Linked DNA regions of Mus musculus: all the other regions are linked to region 3. A link is a contact called in ENCODE POLR2A ChIA-PET data. All regions are on one chromosome and are shown on one strand. The core of a region is the stretch at or near the end of the contact, and the rest is flanking DNA. Distances in the headings are between cores, read along the strand shown.

Region 1 (3,843 bases), core at 475-2,974, 330 kb after region 3:
TCCAAGGGGACATGGATGGTGACAGTTGTACCAACCGAAGACTGCCTACCAGGTAGGTGGGGGACCATGTGTCTTCTCTGTGGAGACCTTTCTGATTCTCTGTGTGCTATGAAGAGAGGCAGTAGACATCAACGGTGCCCATTTGGTTTGCTTTGGATGAGGACATGACCCCATCCGAAGCTGCGTTGATCTTGTGCATGTCTCAAGTTTCAATATCCTCACAGAACAAGAGGCACATTCTTGACCTGGGTCTGGAGCACACTGCGTGGGCACTGGAAACCTGCCTCCTTAGGCTGTGACAGCAGAGGAAGCTGGGGGAATGGGGGAACACCTCCTTGGCAGATGTTCACTGTGGCATCGGCTGCGGTTAAACAAGGCCAGCTGACCTCTGGCTCCTCCCGGATTTCCGGGCAGGTCTGAGTTCAAGAAGGAAAAACCTGAGGTTCCCTCCCCTCCCCTCCAATTAGGCATAAGACTGAACCACTTGAGGCTACCCACAGTCATCGGAAGCTGCAAATCTCATACTGAAGCTTCCTTCTGGATCAGAGTCTCTGTCAACTTTCAAAGTCCAGCAAAAATTTAGTGTCCAGGCCTCGGGCATCCAGACCCCACTGCTGGCTCCCTGAAAGGCACAGCTTCAAGGGGCAGCACAACTTAAGCCATGGGGGCGGAGCTCCAGAGCGGAGGGGCAGGGCCAGACAAGCTAGGGGCCTGTGCCGCGGGGCTGCTGCACAGGTCTCCAAGGGGCAGAACAGGTCTCCAAGTCCTAAATAGGCCTGCGGACATAACCTCAGGAAACTACAACTAACTAAGAAGGCTAGAGGTCTATCTAGAAACGAGGGTGGGAATTCGGGACAAGGCCGGCGCGACCTGGGGCCAGCCCAGGGGCCAGCCCGGAGGAGGTGAGGACAAAGCTGAGGATTGGACAGACGTGGGCAAGGCCTGTGTTGGGGGCGGGGAAGGACCAGGCCTGTGCGAAGGACTACGGAGCAGAGGCGGGGCCAGGGAGAAGGCGGGCCTACGGAGGCGTGGCGAAGGCAAAGAAGGAGGAGACGTGGGCGGAGCCAGCACCTGGAAGGGCGGGTTGTGGGCGTGGCCAGCAGGGTGGCAAGGAATACAGGGGCGGAGCCCGTGGGAAGGACTAGTAAAGGGGCGGGATCAGTTTGAGGACAGCTGAGGCTGTGCTCTTGTGAGGAGGACGAGCAAAGGGAGTCAACAAGAGAGTGTAGCTGAGGAGCAGGGTCACTGTGAGGGCGGGGCAGGGGCAGGGACAACGTGGGGAGGACAACTGATAGGCGGGATCAGGGTAATAAGGTTGCTGAGGGACAGGGTCGACGAAAGGAGGACGGCTGAGGAGCGGGGGTCAATGTGAGGAGGACGGCTGAGGGGCGGGGTCAACGCGAGGAGGGACGGCCGAAGGGCGGGACCAATGTGGGAAGAATCGGCTGAAGGGCGGGGTCAGCGCGAGGAGCACAGATGAGGGGTGGAGCCAGCGCGAGGACAGAAGGCCCGGCCCAGGCTGGGTGAGTACGCGGAAGTCGGTGCAAGCAGAGAAAAGACGAGCGCTAGTTTGGGGCGGGGCCAGTGGGAAGGACGGCCTGAGGGCGGGGTCAGCACGGGTGGGAAGGCGCTACCGCGGAGGACGGTCCGGGGCGTGGCGAGAGGCGGGGCCCGCCGCCAGCTACGCGAAGGCCCCGCCCGCCTGGCCAGCCTGCGGGGAGCGCCCTGGCGGCGGCCGCCGGTTCGCCGCTCGCGGCTCGCAGGTTCCATTGAGAAAAGCTGAGCGGCGGCGGCGGCGGCGTCTGCGCCGGAGCAGAGAAGCCGCCACCAGCCCGCCGCCCGCCGGGCAGTCCGCGCGCCCGAGCGCAGGGCCGTGGCCTCGGGCCTCCGCGGCGGCGCCGGCGGCCCACGCGCGGCGCGGCGGGCTGGGGGCGCGGGCCGAGGCAGCCGTGGAGCCCGCGGGCCGGGGGCATGAGCCGCCCCGCTACCCCGCCGCGCCCCTGCCGCCCGCCGCCGCCCGCCAGGGGCTAGAGGCGGCCGCCGCGAGGGCGCGCGGCGCCGGAGACATGTCCAGGAGGAAACAGAGCAATCCCCGGCAGATCAAGCGTGAGTCAAACTTTGCCCGTGGTGCCCGCCAGACCCCCGCTGGCGCCCCGCCGCCCCGCGCCGCCCCTGCGCGGCCGCCCAACCCCGCTGCGCCCGCGACCTTCACCCCGCGCCGCGCCCCCCGCGCCGAGTGCCAAGCGCGCCGTAATCTAATCTCTGCCGGCGGGCAGGGCCCCCGCGTCTCAGCATGGGCACCCAGGGGGTCCGGGCCCCAGAGAGGGTGGCGGGTCCCGAGAGCCGGAAGGAGAGTGTCTGGGGGCGCGGCTCCAGCAGAGCCGGGCCACCTCGCAGCCTGCACCTCCCCCGCATCCGAGATGGTGCGGCGATAGGGCGGCCCCGATCTGGGCTCAGATAAAGTTTAAAATATTCCATTCTGCAAGTCCCATCCTGATAAGATCGCTCTGTCGGGACGGGCTGAAATTGTGATCTTATCTGGCGTGCTTGACTCTCCCAGGCTTTGTATCTAGAGGCAGAAGGAGAAAGACCTGGGAGTAAGGGGGACTTGGGACTGCGGGGACCGGCCGGCGCCCACCGCAGCGCTTTGGCTGCAGAGCGACAAGGCAGCGGAATAGGTAGTGGAGGCTGCTCCAACCTAGGCATTTGGCACTGGCTGACCAAACCCCCTTTATCCGCTCCGGCTCTGGAGTTTTCGATCCGACCTCTGCCTGCTGGGGGACATGTGGAGATCCGACCCACCAACTGCCCCTAACAACGCTACACGAATGGATGCCCATGGGCACCGCTCTCTCCACCTCCATCCGAGGGGTTATCCTGAACCATCCAGGGACCTCAGGCACTCAAACGTTGTTCCCGAGTGAAGTTTCTCGCAGGTTCTCCCGTGGGCACTTTCCCGAGCAAGGCAGACCCTATAATCCTACATCATCCGTGCCCCCCTACAGTAAGACCCTCCTGGGCTCTTGGGGCTACCAGGTTGCGGGGCCTCTTGGCTGCTCTAGGAGCGAGTAAGCACACAGGAAGAGCTCCTCCCCACGCCACACCAATAATAACTTCGCGCCTCTCCCGGCAGGGCGCGGGGCTTCCTCCCCGGAGCTTCCCTTTGGCGAGAGCGACAGGTCATCTGGGCTGCCCAGGAGGTGACGGGAGGGGGGCTGGGCATCCGGCTTTCCAGCTCCAGACGCCTGAGCTACCTCCTCTGTCCACATCACACTGCCACCAGGACCAAGTGTGCATTTTAGCTTGTGAGAGTACCCCCTACTGAAGTGGGGGGGGACGGGGAGGAATCTGGGTTCTGGTAACCCGACTCCCCAAATGCGTGCTGGACCTGTTTTCCGAAAGTCTCCTTCTATCATGTCAGCTGAAGAATTAAAGCCACCCACAGGTCCCGATCTGTGCTGGTTCTCTGGTTTCTTTTTCCCCTCCTCGCCTGTGCGCCTCTGCTGGGTTCTGTTCTCGCGTGTATGTGTGTGTGCGTGAGCGTGAGCGTGTGCGTGTGTGTGTGTGTGTGTGTGTGTGTGTGTGTGTGTGTGTGTGTGTTTCAGTTTGATGAGAAATGCAGATAGCTAGGGCAGGGAGATCTCAGGTTGGGAACGGATCGCCAGCGCTGATAAGCCCGCAGGAGCCCAGCAGAGCCCAACCCACTTGGGTCAGCGAAACCCCATACTCTGAGATCTAGGACCGAGACTGTGCAGGAGAGCCCCTCCGATCCCCTCACAGTGCCCCACGACTCGAGCAGAAGAGGAGAGCAGGCCTGGGGGGGCGAGGGGCGGCTCAGAGCCC
Region 2 (3,785 bases), core at 968-3,467, 280 kb after region 3:
TAGAGTGAGAGGAGACCTTGACCCTGCCATCCTGTGCACACCGAGGCTTCACAGTGTTACTACGGCCCCACCTGTGCCTCAACATCACTGATCAGTCACGGGTAGCCATGGGAGAGGATGCAGGCTTTCCAGTCAGAGGACTGAAGACAGCACCAGAGCCTGGAAAAGGGGCAGCAGCTTGCCAAGCAGAGGAGACCTGCCTTGCTATGGCCTCCTGAGCAGTAGGACAGGGCTGTAGGCCTCACACCCACCTGACTCGAGAATTACAGGGCCTGTCCACTGTTAAGGCTGTAGCAGCAGGTGGGGGCACCAGTGACCTCGGTTATTGTGTCTGTAGCCTGGGCAGTGTCCAGAGGCACACAGCTAGAGAAACATGTGTCCAAATACTACATGCATGCACACATATATGTTTATGTGCACACATATGCATGTATATGTGTTCGCAGATGCACATGCCCCAAGCACATACATATATACATACATACATACATACATACATAAACACACTGGTATATTTTGAAATCTTGGCCTTCCTTAAAGTTAAAACAGATATGTCTTCCAAGGTCTCCCGGGTGGGTGGGACCCCAGCAGTAGGGACTGGGAAGCCTGGTAGCTGGGGTATTCCTCCACTCACAGTTAGTTTCTCAGACCCTTCCTGGATGTTTTCTGAGGAGCAAGAGATCCTGGGTCCACAGGCCCAGAATGATACTGCGGAAATGTGATCAGAATTCCAGAGCTGGGGTGCAGGGCAGGGTGGGGGCCTCTCAACCCAGATTCTATTCACATTTGCATCCCCTTCGGGCTCACTCACTGTCACATGCCACACTGCACAGTCCCAGGAAGATCAGCTTTGCCCTGCAGCACACTGCAGCTCAGGGCCATTCACAAGTGAGTGGTTCAGCATAGGCCTTGGGACCTGCCCAAGGCCAGGAGTTTCCCAGGAAGCATCCTGGAAGCCTGCGCCCAGCCTTGCTTTGCATGATAAAGGTGTTCCCAGGAGTGAAACTGGAACTTCTGAGTGGCAGCTAGACCTACTGGGGGTGGGAGCTGTGGAAGGGCTCTTTCTGACAGGGTCTCTTTCCGTGAAGTACCCCCGCCTGTTGAGAAGCCCACAGATCAATGGTCAGTGATCCAGTTCATCTAAAGTGGAGTCAGTGATCTTCTCTCTCTCAGGACCTGGGGCTGTGAGCTCACATCGTGTACGTGTGTGCGTGGAGACCAGAGGTCGGCTTCAGGTGCTGTCCGCTTTGTTATGGAGACAGGTTACCCTGGAGCTCACCGAGTAAATTAAGCTGCCTGGCCAGCTAGCCCCAGGGATCTGCCTGGCTCTTGCTTCCCCAGCACTGGGTTCAAATACACGCCACACCTTGCCTTTTTACTCAATGCTGGGGCATTGAACCCTCATGCTGAGCTGAACATCTTAACATAAGCTCTTCCAGCTGTGTGGCCTCTGGCAGATTCCTGATCTGTGAAGCTTGGGTTCATGTTAGATGTGGCATTTTGTCAGATGATCTTAAAGGTGCCCCTCCGTCTCTAGAGACCTAAATAGCTCCTTCGGTCCCCACTACGTTCCAGTGTGCTCATCCCCAGGCTGGATGATGGCCCAGTAGGAAGCCACCAAGGTTGATGACTTCGAGCTCTGTGTTATGACAGAAGCCCGCTGGACATCTACTCCAGGCCGCAGCACCTTAGAGTGTCAGACTTATGTACTGGGGGGTAGGGGGAGGCTTAACCTGAATTTTCCCCTAAACAGGTGTCAGCTATGGCCCGGGCCCTAACCTTCCGGGACAGAAGCCAGAGGAAGAGGTTTAGTTGCTTTTGGTGGCCCAGGGACTGGGAGGAGCGAAGGATGGATAGAGCTGCGACTGGAAGCCACACGGTGGAATGGTGGCAGCCGTTTCCGAAGTTGCGCTGAAGCCAGGCTTTCCGCCCAGCGGCGTGCCAGCTGTAGAACTGGCCAAGGAGCGTGTTGTGGGGGGAGAGGGTTGGTGACCGGGGAGAGAGTTTCCCACCAGGCCGGCGTGGCTAGGTGGATCACATGAAACCAACACCTAGGAAAAGCCGTGCTAAAAATAGCCGGGGCGGGGCGGGGGGGGGGGGGGGCGCAAGCGTGTAACCCAAGCCGGGGCGCTGCTGTGCGTCCGGCCTCCGCGCGAGCGCTGCCCGCGGACCGGCCCGGGAGGCGGCCCTCTGCTCGCACCCCGCCCCAGGCGCAGCGCGGCGGCTCGGTGCCCGGCGGACGGGCGGGCGGGCGGCCGGGGCGCTGCGGGCGGGGATGAGCGCTGGGGCTACGCGGTCCGGGCGCGGGCGCCCCGCGCGTCCCGGGAACTGGAGCTACGCGCGGCCGGGGCGGAGGTGAGTGCGCGTCGCTGGGGTGATCAGGGACGGGTGCGGTCACCGCGCTGCCCTCCAGGCGCACGGCTGGCCTCGGGTTCCGACACACGGTGAGACGAGCTGCAGGCGCCGAGTACCGAACTCGGGGCTGCCTGGCCCAGCCCCTGAGAGAGCTGTTGGGGATGTCGCCCGCGAGTTGCGAAGCACAGAGCAAGCATCACCAGAGCCCAGGGGAGTCGGAGCCACGGGGCTGCGGGAGGTGAAGCGGTAACTCATTCATTGCGACTTGGAACCGTTCGTATGCTACTCCACCGCCGCCCGCTCGGGACCCCCTAAGGTCTGATTCCGCGGGCGGGATGGGGTCCGGCTAGCGGACTTGAGGGTCACCACGCTCTTGCTTCCGCCAGGAGGCCCATCGCGCCCCCACCCACCCTGTGCTTTGGGGCAGCTCCGCTGGAGGAGTCCACGGAGTTAAGCTAAGCCGACCGCGGAGACACTGCGCCCCTCGTGGCGATGGTGGGAAGGGGAGGGTATCGTAGCGGGATTCAATCGGACTTCCAGTGGCGGCCTGGACCCTGTCCTGCACCCGAGACCCCAGGGTAGAAGCAGGGATGTGCATAGCAGACAGGAAAGCGGAACAGCCGGGCTGCTGAGTGGGGCTCGGGCTCCAGCTGAGACAGTTGATGGCTTTTCTTCGGGCTCCTCTGAGCCGGCTGTGTGGGGACTGTGCCACGTGTTACTACTGCATTTAATCTTCCTAGTGAAATGGGTGGAACCCCGTGCTCTAGATGAAGAGGGTCAGAGTGGCCTGTGTTGCACAGCTGGAAAGCAGCAGAGGTGCTGACAGTCCAGAGCCACACTGCCAGTTGACTCTGGTCCAGTTCCCCCTGTTAGAGGGACAAAGGTGTGTCGAGGCCTCTGTGTCCTGCACTGTCCCAACCGTCTTTACTCAGCCAACACCCAAGTCCGGAAAATAACAGACAAGCGGGCAAAATGCTTGGGCATATTGACGGGGCCAGTCGGGGAGAGCAGCAGCTGGCCAGCAGTCCCTTCAGGATGGCATAAGCTTGCCTGGCAGGTCCCTTTTGCCATAAGCTTGGCCTGGCAGGTCCCAAACAACTGGGCAGAGCCAACAGAGTGTGTCTTCCTTATTGTGAATGGGAGAAGGCAGCAGAGGACGGCACAGGGTTTCTTCAGTCTGGGAGATAAGGTGAGACAAAGCAAGTGGACTCCAGGCTGTCAGTATCCCAGGGCATTGTAGAGGCCGTGGGAGAGCCAAAGAGAGCTCTGAAGTCATGAGCTTACAGTGTCAGTGATTTAGTCTCCACAAGACCCCACCCTCCACCGACCCAGGTCAGTGGCTGCTTGTATGCCCCCAGCGATGGCCTCTCACTCCTTCACAGCAGCCTGAGCCTTCTGTCCTGCCGCTACTGGAGGATCCGTTTCAGCCC
Region 3 (4,211 bases), core at 766-3,265:
AGAGTAAATGAACATAGCTTTAACAATCCAGGGCATCAAAACAAAGAGGGTTGGGAAATGGCAGGCTTGGCAAAGTGCATGTCCTGTAGGCACGCGGAACTAAAGTTGAGCCCCAGAAGGCACAAATCAATGGTGCCACCCGTGGTGGGGTGGGCTTGTGATCCCAGAGCTGGGGAAGCGGAGACAAGTGGATCACTGGGGCTCACTGGACAGTCAGTCTCACCTACCCTGCAAGCTGCAGGTCCCATTGAGAGACTGTGGTTTAAAATTCAAGGTGGGCAGCTGCCGAGGGACATGCATGTTGCACGCATGCGCACACATCAGCCTCCCGGTTCTGAACTCTGGCTCTGATTAGTGTACTCTCTGGTTGAGATCTAAACTGTATTAGCACTCGGACTCTCATTCAGCCCTTCATTGCTGCCTACTGGTGCCAACCCACCCTTTCCCCACCATCCACTCATCTGCTTGATGGTTGCACTAAATACATTTGAAGTCCTGGGATGGAGGAGACGGCAACGCCAGGGGTGAAAGGGAGGTTAAGGGGGATGTTAGGGTGACATGCTGGGGATGACGTCACCATTACTCTGTTTTTCCGTGCGGTCAGGCATTCATGTTCAGAACTCTCACAACTACAGTTTTAAAATCTGGGCCCAATTGAGGGGCGGTGGGAGGAGATAGTACAACTCTCTAAGAGTTTCTGGCCAAGTTCCTCGTAGTTCCTCTGGGCTTAGCTTTCTTTCTTTTTATTTTAAAGATTTATTTATTTATTTCATGTATGTGGGTACACTGTCACTGTCTTCAGACACACCAGAAGAGGGCATTGGGTTCCCATTACAGATGGTTGTGAGCCATCATGTAGTTCCTGGGGTTTGAACTCAGGACCTCTGGAAGAGCAGTCAGTGCTTTTTTTTTTTTTTTTTTTTTTTTCCCCAAATGAGACAGGGCTTCTCTGTATAACTCTGGCTGTCCTGGAACTCACTCTGTAGATTGGGCTGGCTCGAACTCAGAAATCTGGCTGCCTTTACCTTCCAAGTGCTGGGATTAAAGGTGTGCGCCACCACTGCCCAGCAGGTCTCATTTTAACAGCACAGTTCTAGGTTGAAATCTTCAAGACAATCCTGAGGTAAAGTGGCACAGGATCAAACCCCAGACAGAGCACAGTGGTTTAGAAGGGCTGTCCCAAGGTTGCCCAGCTGGTAGCTGCACTGAGTCATGGCTTTATTATCGGCACAGGGGAACGGGCAGGAAACAGGTTTTTGTTTTGTTTAGTTTTCTAAGTGAAAATAACTCCTGTAATCCCGGTTTGTAGGATTGCTCACTGCGAACATGCAGAAGGGGACAGCCTGGAAAGGAACACTGACGACAGACCAGGTGCAGAGAACCATTAGTGGCATTTCTGGCAACAAATGCACATCGATGCTGCATAGCTCCTATTGCATGATACGTAAGCATGTCACATATAATCTCTATCACAGTGACAGTGTCCCCACGACCAGCTTGTCCATAAGGAAGTCAGGCAACTTTCCAGACAATGCCACTGAACGAGCCCGGAACGTCTGAGACCGATGCCAGGTAGAGTAGGTAGGACGGGTTTGGGAGCGTACAGCCCATTTGAGCCGCTGACACTACAAGTCCCAGCAGCCCTCAGGGCAGGGAAGGCATGGGGCAGCCAGAATCCGGATGGACTACAAATCCCAGCAGGCAAATCATGGCCGCAGAGACTACCAGTCCCAGGACGCATCGTGCCACACACAGCGCACACTGGGATTTGTAGTCGTCAGGGCAGCGTTAGTGTGTTCACACCCATCAAAGAGGACGTACATTCCTCAGATTGAACACTGGAGGATTTACTGCTTTAGCAAGTAACATGGACGTGAGATGGGGAAGTAAGGGCCCAGCGAGTCAACTCTCGGAGCAGGGGAGGACAACTGCGCATGCTCGTTGGAGTCCGTCGGCGAAAGCGCGCGCCAGAGGCGCCCAGAGCAGGCCCCGCCCCCTTCCCGACCGGCCCCGCCCTTGAGCCGGGAGCCCAGGGAGCCTGCGCTGAGGGCGGGGCGCAGGCCGTGGGGAGGCGCTCGCGGCGCCTGCGCAGAGCGGCTGCTTCTCTCGCGAGGACGGACGCCATTATCGCAGCTCCCCGACAAACACCACGAGAATTCCGCAGCCCACACGGTAATTGCAGCTCCCGCAGCCGGTCGCGCCTCCACTCCCCCTTCCCGCGGGGCGAGAGCGAGAGCGAGAGCGAGATCTCCGGCCGCCCCCGCCCCGCCCCGCCGCCAACCGTCGCCAACGGCCACGGGGCCGCACGCCGGGCTGGGCGGGGGCCGGCGGGCCGCGGGATGTCCGCGCGTCGCCTCCGCGCCTCCACCCGCCGGGGCTGCGGGACCCGGGAAGCGAGCGAGCGAGCGGGCGAGCGGCCGAGGCCCGGCGGCCGTGCTCGCGTGCGTTCGGCTCCGGGGCCTCGGCGCCTCCCGGGCCCGCGCCCGGCGCTCCTGTCACGGGCTCGGCGCGCGGGCGCTGTGGCCCTGGCTCGGCCGCCCAAGTCTCTCAGGACTGAGCCTCGCGCGCTGCGCCCGGGCCCCGCGCGCCGCCCCGCCGCCTAGGTGGCCCCATCTCCCGGCCGTTGTTGGCGCTATGCCCCGGTAACCGGGTGACTTCGCCCTGGTTGGCGCGTCCGCCCGCCTCTGCTCTGCTCTCTGTTGACATCGGGGCCGAGACTGGTGCTCGCTTCCCCACCTAGCGTCACGTCCCCGTCCCGCACAGCCTGGCTCTTTTTTTTCCTTGTTACTTGTGGTGGCCTTTGTTTCTCTGCTCCTGGTGACATTGTAACTTCTCGGAGATAGTGTGGAACCTCCGGCTTCCCTCTACCTCCTCTCTGCCTTTCTTCTAATCTGGGTTGGGGACGCTTTAGGCGGGTGCAGGTAGGTCCCGAGGTCTTTCTTTCGCTGCACGCCTGGTCAGCTCAGGACGCAGTGTTTCAGTCAGCTTTCTTCTTGAGTCCCCAGGGAGCCTCTGCCAAGGACTTCCTTTCTGGTAACTGTTTCCTCCCTGGACCGGCCTAAGGTCTTCTTGGCATTGGAACAGGTCTGCCCTTCGCAGGTATGCTCGGTAGGCGTGTCCTCGAGCGCTGGGAGATTGTCCCAAGAGCCTTTCTTAAAGTCGTTAGAGAGTTTGTCGCCCTCCCCCCCACCCCCGCCCCATTTGGGCACACTACTTGAGTTTCTTTATCTTTCTATTCCTTTTTGATTTTCATTCCAGGAAAGAACTTCAGTTTATCTTTCACCCCAGTGGCGCAGGACTTTTAATTCCAAGCACTTAGGAGACAGAGGCAGGTGGATCTTTGCCAGTTTGAGGCAACCTCGTTTACATAGTGTTTACATAGGCAACCTCCCCTATCTCGGGGAGGGGGCCGGCGAATCCACCATCAGAATTGTAGTTTCTGAGCAGGGCATAGAGAGGTACACACCTCTAGCCCCAGCACTTGGGAGGCAGAGGCAGGCGGATCTCTTAAGTCTGACACCATCCTGCTCTACAGAGTGAGTTCTAGGACAGCCAGAACTACACAGAGAAACCTTGTCTTGAAAAACGAAACAAACAAAAAAAAATTTCTGAATGTATTTGTTCTTTTCCTTTTGTTCAGTAGTTTGTTTCATGAATATGTTTTCTCTTTCAGGCTGAGAAAACTATTAGGGGTTCTTTTCAGTTCTCTTATCTGACTTCTTGTTTATCACTTTTGGGGGGTGGGTGGTAAATGTTAGCTTCTTGCTTTGGATGGCAGGTCCTCCAATAGTGCTAATTATTATTGCTTAAACCTTAGACTTTAAGGTAAGAGGAAACTGGCAGGGGGCCCTGGGTCTGTGGAGAGGGGTTTAAAAATGGTTTTCCCCACTAGTGTCTGGGAGAGGTTGTTACCTCAAGACTTGGAGGACCACATAACAGACACCTTATATCTGGGCTGTTTATGCATCTTCCAGGGTCTGTCTCCCTTTGCTTGGAAGCTGTTTTGCTTGTCAGGGGTGGCTGTGGAGACTGCTGAGGGCCAGGTGGGGCCTGGAGCCCCACTCCTGTGTCCTGCAAGCTATCTAGATCCTCTGTCAGAAGTTTAAGTCTTTGGCTGTGCTCTATTTTCTTGTGAGCTGATTGTACTGTAGTAAGTATTTTAGTGGGGTAAGTGGAGATTGTTTACAAGGCCACTCATCTTGAACAGGAAT

Evidence for each region. ChIA-PET counts read pairs that join two places held with the same protein, here RNA polymerase II (POLR2A).
Region 1: POLR2A ChIA-PET joins it to region 3 with 12 read pairs in embryonic stem cell. The contact joins the promoter of Zfpm1 here to the promoter of Banp in region 3. POLR2A ChIA-PET finds 5 or more read pairs at or near these places in 2 of 5 experiments (Patski and embryonic stem cell).
Region 2: POLR2A ChIA-PET joins it to region 3 with 10 read pairs in Patski. The contact joins the promoter of Zfp469 here to the promoter of Banp in region 3. POLR2A ChIA-PET finds 5 or more read pairs at or near these places in 3 of 5 experiments (Patski and embryonic stem cell).

What each region holds. Positions count from the first base shown.
Region 1 is chr8:122,280,417-122,284,259 of GRCm38, forward strand. Zfpm1 (zinc finger protein, multitype 1) reads left to right here and starts at 1,725. Exons shown (of 10, transcript NM_009569.4): 1 at 1,725-2,106. The coding sequence starts at 2,067. The region is part of intron 1 of Gm39269 (a long non-coding RNA gene); the gene reads right to left. RefSeq lists an enhancer at 2,339-2,582.
Region 2 is chr8:122,228,057-122,231,841 of GRCm38, forward strand. Zfp469 (zinc finger protein 469) reads left to right here and starts at 2,218. Exons shown (of 3, transcript NM_001362883.1): 1 at 2,218-2,355.
Region 3 is chr8:121,948,477-121,952,687 of GRCm38, forward strand. Banp (BTG3 associated nuclear protein) reads left to right here and starts at 2,016. Exons shown (of 14, transcript NM_016812.4): 1 at 2,016-2,172. Gm27011 (predicted gene, 27011) reads right to left here and starts at 2,169. Exons shown (of 1, transcript NR_169031.1): 1 at 1,202-2,169.